Linked DNA regions of Homo sapiens: region 1 is linked to region 2. Evidence: chromatin contacts called from ENCODE Hi-C data. All regions are on one chromosome and are shown on one strand. The core of a region is the stretch at or near the end of the contact, and the rest is flanking DNA. Distances in the headings are between cores, read along the strand shown.

Region 1 (6,830 bases), core at 2,030-4,529, 2.8 Mb after region 2:
AAATAAATAAGAAAGCCATGCAGACATCTGAGGGGAAGAGCATTCCAGGCAGAGGAAACAAGTGCAAAGGTCCTGAGGTATGGCTGGAGCAGAGTCAGCAAAGGCAAGAGTGATAGCAGATGAAGCCGCACTCCATGCAAGGGTTGTATAGACCATGGTGAGGACTCTGTCACTTCTGAGATAAAAAGCCACTGGAGAGTTTCAAGCAGAGTGACATAATAGACTCTGGCTGCTGTGTTAAGAATAGAGTGTGGAGCAGTAAGGGTGGAAGCAGGGAAGCCCTTCAGAAGGCTTTTGCAGTAATCCAGGTGACAGAGATGATAGAACTTGGTGGAAGCAGCAGAAGTGGTGAGAAATGGTTATCATCCTAGATGTATTCTTTTTTTTTTTTTTTTTTTTTTTTTGAGACGGACTCACACTCTGTCGCCCAGGCTGGAGTGCAATGGCACGATCTTAGCTCACTGCAACCTCCGCCTCCTGGGTTCAAGCGATTCTCCTGCCTCAGCCTCCTGAGTAGCTGTGATTACAGGCACCCACCACCACGCCCCGCTAATTTTTGTATTTTTAGTAGATACAGGGCTTCACCATGTTGGCCAGCCTGGTCTTGAACTCCTGACCTCACGTGATCCACCTGTCTCGGCCTCCCAAAGTGCTGCGATTACAGGCGTGAGCCACCGCACCCGGCCTGCTGAGGAATTTAATGTGGGGTATAAGAGAAAGAATCAAGAGTGATTTCAGGGTGTTTGGTGTGAGCATCTGGAAGAGTGAAGTTGCCATTCACTAAGATGGAGAAGACTAGGGGAAAAGCAGCTTTGGGAGAGAAAACTCAAAAATCTGGCTCCTAGAGATTGTTGCTCACTTTAAAACCCTTACATCTATTTTAGAACCAAAACAATAGAAATTGAGAAGCTGACTTTAAATTTCATGTGGAAGGCCAGGCATGGTGGCTCATGCCTATGATCACAGCACTTTGGGAGGCTGAGGCAGACAGATCACCTGAGATCGGGAGTCCGAGACCAGCCTGACCAACATGGAGAAACCCTGTCTCTACTAAAAATATAAAATTAGCCAGGCATGGTGGCACATGCCCGTAATCCCAGCTACTCAGGAGGATGAGGCAGGAGAATCACTTGAACCAGGGAGGCGGAGGTTGCAGTGAGCTGAGATCGTGCCATTGCACTCCAGCCTGGTAAATAAGAGCAAAACTCCATCTCGAAAAAAAAAAAAAATTCATATGGAAATTCAAGGGACTGGATAGTCAAAACAATCTTGAAAAAGAACAAGGTTGGAGGACTCACATATCCTGATTTCAAAACACTATGTAGCTACAATAATCAAGGTAGTATGATACTAGCCTGAGGACAGACATACAGATCAATGGAATAGAACTGACAGTCCAGAAATAAACCTTTACATTCATGGTCAATTTATCTCAACAGAGGTGCCAAAACTATTCAAAGAGGAACAGTCTTTTAAACAAATGGTGCTGAAAGAACTGGATATCCACATGCAAAAAGTTGAAGTCAGACCCCCTGCCTCACACCATATTTAAAAATTAACTTAAAATGGGTCAAAGAATGAAATGTAAGAGCTAAAAACTATAAAACTTTTAGAAGAAAACATAAGTATAAATCTTCATGATCTTGAATTTGACAATGTTTTCTTAACTTTGACATCAAAAGCACAAACAACAAAAGGAAAAATAGGCTCGGTGCAGTGGCTCAAGCCTATAATCCCAGCACTTTGGGAGGCTGACGCAGGTTGATCACTTGAGGTCAGGAGTTCAAGACCAGCCTGGCCAACATAGCAAAACCCCGCCTCTACTAAAAATACAAAAATTAGCCAAGCATGGTAGCACACACCTGTAATTCCAGCTACTCTGGAGTCTGAAGCAAAAGAATCACTTCAACCCAGGAAGCGGAGGTTGCTGTGAGCCAAGATCATGCCACCGCATTCCTACCTGGGCGACAGAGTGAGACTCTGTCTCAAAAGAAAAAAAAGGAAAAATAGATTAAATATACTTCAACGAAATTAAAAATCAAGGCACGTCACAGAAATTAAGGAAGGAAGAAAAAAGGGAGGGAGGGAGGAAGAGAGAATGGTAGAAAGGAAGGAAGAAAAAAGTAGGAATGAAAACATAAAACAACATAAACCAACATAAAATACAGAAAATAATGATCCTCAGTCAAGTTCCTTCAGCATTATATTAACCTTTCTTCACTTCTAACCATCTGCAGAAACTGTTTTCCAGATTGTATTTTCCCTCTAAAGCAAGTTTTTAAGGCCGAAAAAAAAAAAAGAACAAGAACAGTGAGTGGAGAATCAACAAATTTAATTAGCAATGATTACAGAAAACTTAAATAGCACACACAACTCTATAATCCCTCTACCCCCAATTCCAACATCTGACTGATCAACCAACCATAAAATGTGAGAATCCATCCAGAAGGAAAGAACAGCTGTTAAGCTGTAGGGGTAAGGACCCTGTGGCAGAAGACCCTGAGGCCATGTGGGCCCAGGTGGCCAGCAGGAGCGGAAAGGCTGGGAAGGCTCCTCAGTCCAGGGCTCACAAGACTCCCTTCGCTTCAGGCCTGACTTTGCTGAACTGGTGATCTATTGGGACAGAGACAGGCTTTGGCAATAGTTACCAAAGCCTGTCATCATATCTGCACCACCACCAGTCCCGACCGGAGGGCCTGGCTGCCAGGTAGTTTTCAGTCTAACTGACAGGAGAAGAGAGAGCCCCTCCCTCGCAGCTAGTCTGCAGTCCAGACCCTCACCAACCGGAGGGCAACCAGGTTAAACAGTTAAACTGAAAGCAAAAGAGGGAGGAATGAACCGGGGGGCGTGCGGGAGGTCGGGGACTTTCCTCCTTTCCCTCCTGGAAAGTTTCCTACCCCTGATGGGCATCCTCCCACCTGGATGCAACCCGGAGGCGATCTGAGACCCTGGCCGGACCTGGGACCGCACCTGGCCAGCACCAGGCAGTTGTCATCACTGGGGTCTGCGCTGAGGGCCTGGGAGAGAAGCCACTCTTCAGGCGGGCTCGGGCGCCTGGAGGCGGGGAGGAAGGGCGGCGCACTCGGACCCCAGCCCTAGGACGGCCCCAGGGGGACGCCTCGCTCGGCCCTCCCGGAGGGACCGGACCCGCCGCGCGCCTCCCGCTCCTCAGGCCCCCTCACCTGGCTCGCCCCGCCGTCCTGTCCCCGCCTGGCTCGGGTCCTCGCGCGCCGCGTCCACCCGCCGCCGGCCTTTTTTGGGTCGTTGGCGGGTATTTTCCGCCTGGCCCCACATCACTTCCCGTAAAGGAGAGCGAGGTGGGGCGGGACCTTCTCTCCTCCACCTCCCGCCTTCTCCTGTCACCTCGGGAGCGGCCCCCGCCCGGCTGGCGGGGGGCGGGGTGCTGTCGCGCTCTCCCCGGCGGCCGCGCCTCCGAGGGGTCCTCTGTGAGCCCCGAAAAGGCCCCGCTCGCCTCCTTTGTCCCAACACTAGTTTCCGCTGCCCCATTCTGGAAGGCGCTACAAAATATAGGAGTGTTTTCGTTTTGGGACACAGGAGGGACATTTACAAACTGCACCAAGGACCGGTGCGCGGCGAGGTGTCGTTTGGGGACTCTCCCCTATTCACCTCCCCAAAAAGCCATGTTCTAAGGGTGTTTTCCACGGCATCAGTTCGCGGTCGCCACCGTAGCAGCCGGAGGTGCCGGGCGTACTCACGCCGGCCCCGCCCGAGGTTCCCGAGTCCGCGCGGCTCCTGAGGCGGCGTCCCAGGCCCGGCCCTGCCCCCGGCTTCCCGCCCCTGCGGCTCCTGGCTTAGGTCGGCCTGGACACGGCGTTTCCGGGGCAAGGGAATGCCCAGGATTCCTGGAAATAACATGGGAGAAAAATAAGTAAAAAATTTCGCAGGAAAAAAATCAATGTAATTCCGGGAGGAAATGGCAAACGGAGTCTCTGCTCACACTGTGTAATTCAAGAATATAAAACCACTGTAAATTTCTAAGAGTGTTAGAGCAATGAGTTTAAAAAGAAGAAAACTACAGTATGTTAAGGAACCGCCTCTGTCGGAAGAAACCTGCGCGCCTTTGCTGCCACCCAGCGGCTCTCTTCTCCCAGCGCCAACGGTGTCGCTCCGGCCTGCGGGGTAGTGAACCTGGGACTGCGTAGGGGGTCAGACCTCGTGGTTCCCACTCAGAGGCAGCCAAGTTCATCCCTCTCAGTGGCCAGGAGGTGTGAACAGCAGCCCTTGGGCCTGTCCCTATGGAGTCTAAGGCAAAGGCCCTTTGAACCAAATGTTTCCACTTCTAAGCAGAGTAAAATGTTGAGAAGCCTTAGTTCAGCTTCCCTTCTGCCTTCTAAGCCGTCTCGCTGACTTGTGTCTACCTCCACCGCAAATTCCAGCTGTCGCAGGCCCACCCGGTCAACTCCATCACCTTTCCAGTCTGTAGCTACTCACAGTTGGCATTACAGCAGTTAGCTTCTCAGGTGGGTCCAATTTACAAAATCACATATAGGATGAACCATATGAAATTACAAACAGTTGGCAATTTCATACATTTGATATAACATTTCCAGGCAAACATAACACAGTAAACTCGGGTTTAGAGATAACAAATGTCCTAACAGGTTGATAACTTCAAGAGCTCTTCCCGTGTGAGAGAAGGGCCATCAGACTGTTGGTGAGGTTAAGAGAGAAAAAGGCCGGGTTAGGTGGCTCACGCCTGTAATCCCAGCACTTTGGGAGCCCGAGGCCGGCAGATCACGAAGTCAGGAGATCGAGACCATCCTGGCTAACACGGTGAAACCCCGTCTCTACTAAAAATACAAAAAATTAGCAGGGCGTCGTGGCACGCGCCTGTAGTCTCAGCTACTTAGGAGGCTGAGGGCAGGAGAATCGCTTGAACCCGAGAGGTGGAGGTTGCAATGAGCCGAGATGGCGCCACTGCACTCCAGCCTGGGCGACCGAGCGAGACTCTGTTTCAAAAAAAAAAAAAAAAAAAAAAAAAAAAAAAAAGGGAAAAGGTAGCCTCATGTTCATGTCCAGAGGAATAGTCCTGGGAATCACTGATCAGCTAAAATCTGGGAAACCAATAATGTAGTAATTGCTAATGGCTGATATGGCACAGGGAAAGCCTGCCTTCAGCTTTCCCCACTCCTGTGGCCAGGCAAGGCTCTCACCAGGAGTATACCAGACAGGAGATCAGAAAACCTAGGATGGTGCTATGGCCCATTCATCACCCATTCATTCACTCATTCATCAAGTCAGGCACCCTATTAGTAAACAAGGTAAACTGGTCCCTGACGTCAGGACTTACTTGAGAGACCATCGAATAAGTAGGCAACTCCAGTAGTGAGATAAGAGCCTCAATAAAGGAAGTTAAAGAGTGTTATTGGAGCACAGATAAATGACACCAAATCAAGAGAAAGTTAAGGATAAACTTAGAATGAATGAGGGCAAGGGGCAAGGGAGAAGAGAATTCCAGGAAAATGGAGCAGAGGGAAGGCCTGGAAGCAAAAGATAGCATTCAACACTGGAGCAACAGGAAGAGGTTCAGAAAAGCTGAAAGACTGAAAGCAATCAGAAAAGAAAATGGAGAAATAACAGAGGCTGTGCGGTGAATAACCCTGCAATGATGATCATGATCATAACTAACATTTCTTGATCATTTACTATGAGTCAGCCAATATGCTAATAGTTTTGACTACATCACCTCATACGTGTCTTACAACTACTTTATGAAGTAGGTACTATTCTTACCTCTGTATTACAGATGAGGAAACTGAGTCCTAAAGCGATTAAGCAGTCTGACCAAGATCATGCAGCTAATAAGTGGCACAGCCAGGCCTAAAACTCAGAACTCAAGTTTTTAATGGTTCTAAGAATGGGTCTGAGAGGTCAATTAGCACGCTGTAATCCAAGTGAGGGATAATAGCGATCTGATTACGGCAGTGGCCATAAGGATGGAGATGAATGGACATATTTGACATATTTAGGAGAGTGAATCAAGAGGACTGGGATGTAGGGGTGTGAAAGAGAGGCAGTAGTCCATGGGGATGCCCAGTTTCTGGTTTGGGCAACAAGAAACCATTAAGCAACAGGAAGAAAACCTAGTTGCAACCAGGAGGAAGGGTGAAATAGGCCATAGTGATGAGTTTAGGACATTTCCATTTTGACACACTAGCACCAACAGAATATCCAAGTGAAGCTGTTTAGTATGTAGTCAAACAGGCCTATCTGAAGCACAGAAAACATGTGCTGTAGCTATTACCCAAAAGGTACTGGAAGGCATTAGAATCAATGAGCTAATCTAGAAAGTGAGCTGAGAGGGCAATAGGCTTGTTACAGAACCCAGATGAACACCCAGCATTTAAGGCATGAGCAATGGAAGTTCAAAAAGGAATCCAAAAAAAGAGTATCCAGAGAGGTAGGAAGAAAACAAGGAGAGTGTTATTACAGAAACTAAGTACACTGAACACATCTCGTGTGTCAGTTCAAAGTCATCTCTACGCCACTTCTTACTGCAGCCACAGAATCGATCACAGTATACCTCTTGCTTCCCACACTGGGGCTTTTCTGACACTGCTACTTGCAACATGGAGAGTTCTGCCTCCAGTTTTCCTAATAGAATTAAAGTGGATGGAATCAGTAAGAATTCATGGATTTTAATAAATAAATATAGATATATGTATGTGTATATGTATGTATTATCTAGCTCTGTCTGCTAAGAGGTCCTAGAAGCAATTATATCAAAGTAGCTACGAGTACACTTAGCACCTGGATGTTGATTTCTTAATATCCCTTTCCAACAAAAGGAACCAATTACATAATATTAT
Region 2 (7,243 bases), core at 3,041-5,540:
GTAATCCCAGCACTTTGGGAGGCCGAGGTGGGCGGATCACGAGGTCAGGAGATGGAGACCATCCCAACTAACACACTGAAACCCCGTCTCTACTAAAAAAATACAAAAAAATTAGCCAGGCATGGTGGCAGGCGCCTGTAGTCCCAGCTACTCAGGAGGCTGAGGCAGGAGAATGGCGTGAACCCAGGAGGCAGAGCTTGCAGTGAGCCGAGATTGTGCCACTGCACTCCAGCCTGGGCGACAGAGCGAGACTCTGTCTCAAAAAAAAAAAAAAGGTTTGATCAAAACCCACAATTTCTACTTTGTGGCATTAATATTTTTAAATATATACTACAGGTTAGGCGAATAATACAAGGCTGCAGTGTTCATCTGATATCTTGAAAGCACAACTGTATGCATACTAAGTACCAAAAAGATCACCGAGAGAAATCCTCAAGGAAGAAAAGAACACAGAAGTGGCATTAGACCCAAGCCAGCTGCTGGCCATGCTTGCACCTTGATCATGATAAGACAATTACTAGAGAACGAAGCAGCACAAATAATTAGATATTAAGGTTATCGGCCAGGCACAGTGGCTCACGCCTATAATCCCAGCACTTTCGGAGGCCAAGGTGGGCAGATTGCCTGAGGTCAAGAGTTCCAGACCAGCCTGGCCAACATGGTGAAACCCCATCTCTACTAAAAATACAAAAATTGGCCGGGCACGGTGGCACACACCTGTAGTCCCAGCTACTCTGGAGGCTGAGGCAGGATAATCTCTTGAACCCTGGAGGTGGAGGTTGCTGTGAGCCAAGATTGTGCCACTGCACTCCATCCTGGGCGACAGCGAGAATCCGTCTTGGAAAAAAAAAAAAAAGGTTATGAAATTCTCATTCAGTAATTTCCAAACATCTAGAGAGATCAAGAGTACACTTTGCTTCCCTTAAATCTGACAGCCCTAAGATGTTAAGTGGTATGATTGAACTGATAGAGAAAATCATCCAAATTGGGTGGTCGGGTTCTCAGTATGACTGAGAGAAACTGACAGGACAATGGGAATCATAACAGAAAGATCAAAATTGATTGTCAGTCTATTTTAGGTTGTAAAAATCTCATGAACTAAAGGACATTTTTTCTTGAGTGACAGGTACTCCAACTGTATACGCTGAGAGGGTATTTTGAGAGAAAAATGCAGCATAAGCAAACAAAGACTCTAAAAGAACTTGTGCCTCAGCCTTTTCCCCAGATGTCAAGCCGGCATCCTGGCAGTGACTTGACCACACTTTCTTCATCAAGATGGACTTCTCTAGAAATAAGAATTTCATTCTGTCTGTAAAAACTAAGAAAGGATATTATTTCCTTTACCCCTCTATAGTGGCTTTTCAGTTATATTAAAAAACGTCATCCATGAGTTAAGTATTTCTTAAGACATATAAAACTAAAATGTTTAAATATTATAAAACTTACAACTAAAATTGCTTTCTTTTTTTATTATTATAAAATTTCATTTTCCCTGTACTCATTTTTTCCTCATTTTCTTAGTTATTTAAACTTCTCTTACAGACATTTTCATCAGTATTTTAGTATGCTTTATACAGAAGAGGTTTTCTGTTTTGCTAACTTGTTCTACAGATTTCCTAAAAGCTACTGGAAACATTGTTAATCTGTATCTGAAATAATCAGCTACCAACTGTATCAAAAGCACTTCCTTTTATTTGACCTGTGAATTACTTATCTGAAGCTTCAAAAGATGCCTAAGCTATTTTTGTAGTGAATAAGTCAGCATTGCCCTCTTCAGGTGCCTCATAGTGTTAGAAGCTTCCACCAGATCAAAAGTTCATTCTTCATCTTTCCAGATGGAAGAAGAGCATAAATTTTTTAAACAGTGCCTCACATCCTCTTAATCATTCTAGTTTATTTTTAATTTTTCTGAATCTCAATTCCCTTACTTACAAAATAAACCAATTAGACTGTATATACAATTACATTTGAGAACATGGGCTCTGGAGTTAGACAGATCCAGAAGCTCCAATACTTTCCAACTGTGTGACCTTGAACAATTACCCAACTTTCTTCCTCAGGATTCTCATCCATAAAACTGGTTATTAGTAATACCTGCCTCAGAGAGTTGTGATGCAGATAAATTAGATAAGGCTTAAAACCACTACACAGTTTTGTCGCCAGCCCAACCCCAGGCCAAACCCCGATTCAGGTACCTCATTGTGCTGCATCTGAATTCCTTTACTATACTCTACGATGTACTATGTGATCTGGCCCCTACCCACAGGTTTAACAGCAACTCACTGGGGTCTTCTCCCTTCCCCTGAGCTCTGGCTGTGCCAGCCTTCTGTTGTTCCTAGAACACCCAAACTACAAGTTCAATGCCATTGCTGTACCCACTGCCTAGAACACCTTCCCCTCATTTCCCATCTCTTCTTAGGACTAGTTCCTTCTCACTCTTCTGGTCTCAGTTTATATATGCGTTTTTCTCAGAAAAAGTCCACCCTGACTACTCTATAGATTGTTTTGGTTATGTGGGATTCTTTGTGTCCCTAACTAGCCAGAAAGCCTGTGAGGGCAGGGACAACGAACACCGAAACCTAGAACAATGTTTGGTAACTAGCAGGTACTCAATAAATATGTGTGAAATGAAAGTGCTTAGCATAGTGTTTAGCTGACTGAAAAAATAGGTTAGGAGCAGGATGTGAAAGACCTCATGTGCCATGGTAGGCAGTTTGGCCTATATACTGCATGAGACAGGGATTCATCACAGGCTTTTAAGCAGAGTAATGAATGACCAGATGTTTCCAACACCCTAGTTCTAATCAGCAGTCTTTTAATCATAAACAAAAGCACATCTTGTACAACTCCTGCTTATGATTAGTCGTTTTCCTAGTTATGTATATATGACTGTCACTCACATTTAGCCTGTAGACAGGATTTATCTAATATACACATAATTGCTTCCAAAATGTCATCCATATTAGGCAAATAGAGACTGTATTGGCCACACTGGGAGTCAGCTTTACCTAAGGGCAGGGGCAAGGAGGGACATTTCACTGGTATTACCTCATTAATGATGAGCACTAGAAGGGAGATTCTTGACCTGGAAACAGCAGCCTTGGTAGTAAGGTCAGGGCAAGATTATTACGGAATTCTATAATGAGCTGGCTTTGAGAGGGCAAATGAGTAGGCCATCTTGCTGCTGGCTGAGACACCTTAAGCAAAAAAGCCCTGTTGGCCTGCATCTTTAAGTGGAAGTGTTAAACTTTGGGCTGCATGATGCTTTCTTATTAACTCCTCCCATGATCCCCTATCCTTGCCCCTTTTATTAAGTGTCCTTTTAGCTTAATTTTAGCCGAGAAAAGCAGCTATGAAAGTTGATCTAGGTTTTATAATTTTGAAAGAATGGTTGGTATAAAATATTTTTCAGAAAAATAAAAAACTTCTGGGTGCCAAAATACATCATAAACAAACCCAAAATACAGGGTGACCAAAAATATATTTGTAAAAAAGCAAAGTCCCTTAATGTATAAAGAACTTTTGCCTGTAGTCCCAGCTACTTGGGAGGCTAGGGCAGGAGGATTGCTTGAATTCAGGAATTCGAAAGTATAGTGCGCTATGATCATGCCACTGCACTCCAGCCTGAGCAACAGAGCAAGACCCTGTCTCTAGAAAATAAATAGAATAAATTTAAAAAGACTTTTAAAAAGAACTCTTACAAATCATTAAGAAAAAGATACATCTTGAGATTTTTTTCGCCCAAGATGGCTGACTAGAGGCTTTTCTAGCACACTTCATAAACTCAGAAGAACCAAAATAGTGTGTAGACAATCATACTTTGAACATATTATCCATGATAATATGTTTGACATGAAAAGCAATGAGTCCAACAGAAAAGCAAAAAGAAACTCCAAAATCTGAGAAGAAGGAAGGTAGGTAGCCCGTATGGCCAGGACCGGCCAAAAACCAGGAGTGAATCCCCAATATGGAAAAGGGTACATATCTCTCTGTGGTCCACTTTCCCACTAGGGAATCGAGCAATCCAGACCACAGGAAAGTACCTTGCCCCTTCTAAGCCCTAGATCTAACATGCGGAGCAGCCAGGAGACTGTGAGAAGGAACTGCTTGAGGAAGTATCCCAGGCATTCCTTCAGACTGGACACCTACAGCAGGACCCTATTCTCTTTCCTAGCTCTTACTTAGCAAGCTGCACCTCACACGCCTGGGAGCTAGCCACAGCAGCAGCAGTCTTTGGCAGTAGAGAGACTCAGGCTGGGGCTTGGGGAACTGAAACCTGTGGGAGGGGCTCCCACAGCCAGAACTGAGAAATGAGTGTGGTATGGGCTCCAGCTGCTGGTGCTGAAACTGGGCTCCCCCCAACCCCACCCATGGACCAGAGGAGGAGAAGTGCCAGAGAGGTGTAGTATTGAGCTGCACAGTGACTCCTATAGCCCAAGACTGCACTGCAGACGAGAAGCAAACTGTAGTGACTAAGTGAACAGCCAGACTGGCTAACATAGTTGAGATGGGGGCATGAACCTTGCCAAGACTGGGGTGTAAGAGGGAAGCAGGTCCCATGTCTGCCAGCCAAGGCTGTGAAGCTAGAACCACCCTCCCTTCCCAGGCTGAGACATCAGCATAACAGTGGTCAGCCCTAACCCAGGTATTTTACCAGAGGCCTAAATCAGGGTAGGTAGCCACTCCCATCAGGGTAGGTGGTCTGAGTGCAGGCCTAGCTAACTTAGCTCCATTCCAGCTTTGCCCCCCACTCCAAGATAGGGTGCAGGATCCAGGCCCCTGGGGGTTCCATGGCCCAATCCACCTTCTGGGACAGCCTGAAGAGCCCACTGCAACAATTAACACAAGAGCACAGCACTTGAGAAAGAGAAGAGCTTCTCACAACTACTGCCCCTATCACCCATGACATCACAGCTGCACAGGAGGTTGTGTGTCTGCTCACTGCCTGGTACGCCACTACAACCAGCATTCAAGAAAGCTACCGCATTAAGGCTATGTATATCCAAGGAAATCATACAAAGTCTTTGTCACTTCATGCAGACAAATGGCCCTACCCAATCAGCATCATAGTCACATCTTCAGATACACAGAAATCAACATATAGGAAGTATGAAAAAGCAAGGTATTATGGCGCCCTCAAAGGAACAAAATAATTATTTGGCAATAGATCCTAAGCAGAACAAAAATCCTTGAAATGTCGATAAATAATTCAAAGTATTGATTTTAAAGAAGCTCAATGAGATGCAAGAGAAATCTGCAAACTAATATAAAGAAAATCAGAAAATCAATTTAGGATGCACATGAGGAATTTACAGGAGACAGATTTCAAAAACAAACAGAAATTCTGGGTCTGAAAAATTATTGAAGGAATTACAAAATACATTTGAAATGCTTCAAAAATAGACTAGACTAAGCAGAAAAAAAGAATCTCAAAACTTGAAGACAAGTCTTTTGAAATAACATAATCAGACAAAAGTGAGGAAAAAAGAATGAATAAAGACATCAAGATATTAGGGTCTACATAAGGCAACCAAGCTTACGAATTATTGGTATTCTCAAGGAGGAAGAAAATGCAAAAAGTTCTGAAAACCTATTTAAGGAAATAATTGATGAAAATTTCCCAAGTCAAGAAAGAGATTTAGACATCCAGCTACAGGAGGCCCAGCAATCCCCAGGAAAATAAACTGCAAAAAAAACTTCACCACAGCATATTATCATCAGACTGTCTAAAGTCAAAGTGAAGGAAAAAAATTTTAAATCGGCAAGAGAAAAGCACACTTAGTTGCCTATAAAGGAAACCCCATCAGACTAATGGCACACTTCTCAGCAGAACTCTCACAGGCCAGAAGAGAATGGGATGGCATTTTCAAAGTGATGAAAGAAAAAAGAAAAACCTAGCAGCCAATAATTTTATGTCCAGCAAGATTAAGCTTCATAAAACAAAACCTCACATATCAGCGAATTAATAAGAAAAAGATAAACAACCTAGTAGCAAATAGGCAAAAGAAAAAAACAGGTAGCGAACAGAAGCACCATTTAAAAAGTTAAACAAAGAAAAGATGGACCAGGTGCAGTGGCTCATGTCTGTAATCCCAGCACTTTGAGAAGCTGAGGCATGAGGATTGCTTGAGCCTAGGAGTTGGAGACCAGCCTGGGCAATACAGTGAGACCTCATCTCTAGACAAAATTGTCCCAACTATTCGGGAGGATCACCCGAGCTGGGAAGGCAGAGGCTGCAGTGAGCCGAGGTCACACCACTGTACACCAGCCTGGGTGACAGAATGAGATCCTGTCTCAGAAAAATAAAAAATTAAAAAGATGTGCAGTCTCACTAATAATTAAGCAAATGCAAATTTAAAATACAGTATTAGGCCAGGTACAATGGCTAATATCTATAATCCCAGCATTTTGAGAGGCTGAGGTGGGAGTACTGCTTGAGCCCAGGAGTTCAAGCCCAGCTTGGGCAAGACGGTGAGACCCCGTCTCTACAAAAATGTAAAAAAAATTTTTTTTAATTAGCTGGGTGTGGTGGTGTGCACCTGTAGTTCCAGTTACTTGGGAGGCTGGGGTGGGAGAACCACTTGAGCCCAGGAGTTCAAGGCTGTAGTGATTTATGATCATGCCAGTGCACTCCAGCCTTGGTGACAGAGACAGACCCTGTCTCTATAAAACATAATAACAAAATATTTAAAAGTTGCAAATTAAATTTGAAAATATTTAAAGGATTGAAAATAACCTGTGTTAGGAAGAAAGTGGACAAACAGGTATTTTCATATATTGGTGATGGAATCAACAGGCACAACCTTTGAGAGAGCAATTTGGTAATTTCTTCAACAATGTGAAATACATATTTCAGGGATGCATACTGAAATAGGTGGTGAGGGAACCTTTAATTTTGTACTTTACATACTTCCATATTTCTCATTTTTTCATGAGTAAGTACTATTTTTACAATAAAACCAAAAGTTTTTAAAATATACATATCCTTGAATCAGAAAGTTCATATATAAAATTTTCCCACGGAGATACTAAAAAATACAAATAATTATTTCTAAAAATGTTCTGCAGCATTGTTTGTAAAAGTGAAAAATTGGAAATTACACAAAGGCTAATTCATATATGTATATTAGTGTAAAGGTTAACTATAATAATATACAGTTGACCCTTGAACAACATGTGGGTAAGCAGTGCCAATCCCCTGCACAGTTGGAAATTTGTGTGTAACTTTTGACTCCCCAAAAAC

Evidence for each region. A loop is a pair of places that touch in the nucleus more often than their neighbours do. Pooled maps may share reads with other maps.
Region 1: a map with no recorded cell type shows a loop between it and region 2 (3-fold over the local background). The contact joins the promoter of RAB27A here to the enhancer-like site in region 2. A Hi-C loop is called at or near these places in 4 of 37 single-sample maps with no recorded cell type and 2 of 50 pooled maps.

Annotation. Positions count from the first base shown.
Region 1 is chr15:55,286,534-55,293,363 of GRCh38, forward strand. It overlaps RAB27A (RAB27A, member RAS oncogene family), which reads right to left and starts at 3,280. Exons shown (of 7, transcript NM_183235.3): 1 at 3,183-3,280. RefSeq lists a silencer at 2,968-3,497 and an enhancer at 3,598-3,747.
Region 2 is chr15:52,462,006-52,469,248 of GRCh38, forward strand. All of the region lies in intron 1 of MYO5A (myosin VA), which reads right to left. Among named protein-coding and RNA genes, the nearest start is that of MYO5A, 63 kb to the right of the region's middle. RefSeq lists enhancers at 3,758-4,513, 4,158-4,447. Within about 2 kb of position 4,291, at least 10 of the 41 ENCODE cell types and tissues checked have a DNase peak (open chromatin) inside an H3K27ac peak, as active enhancers do.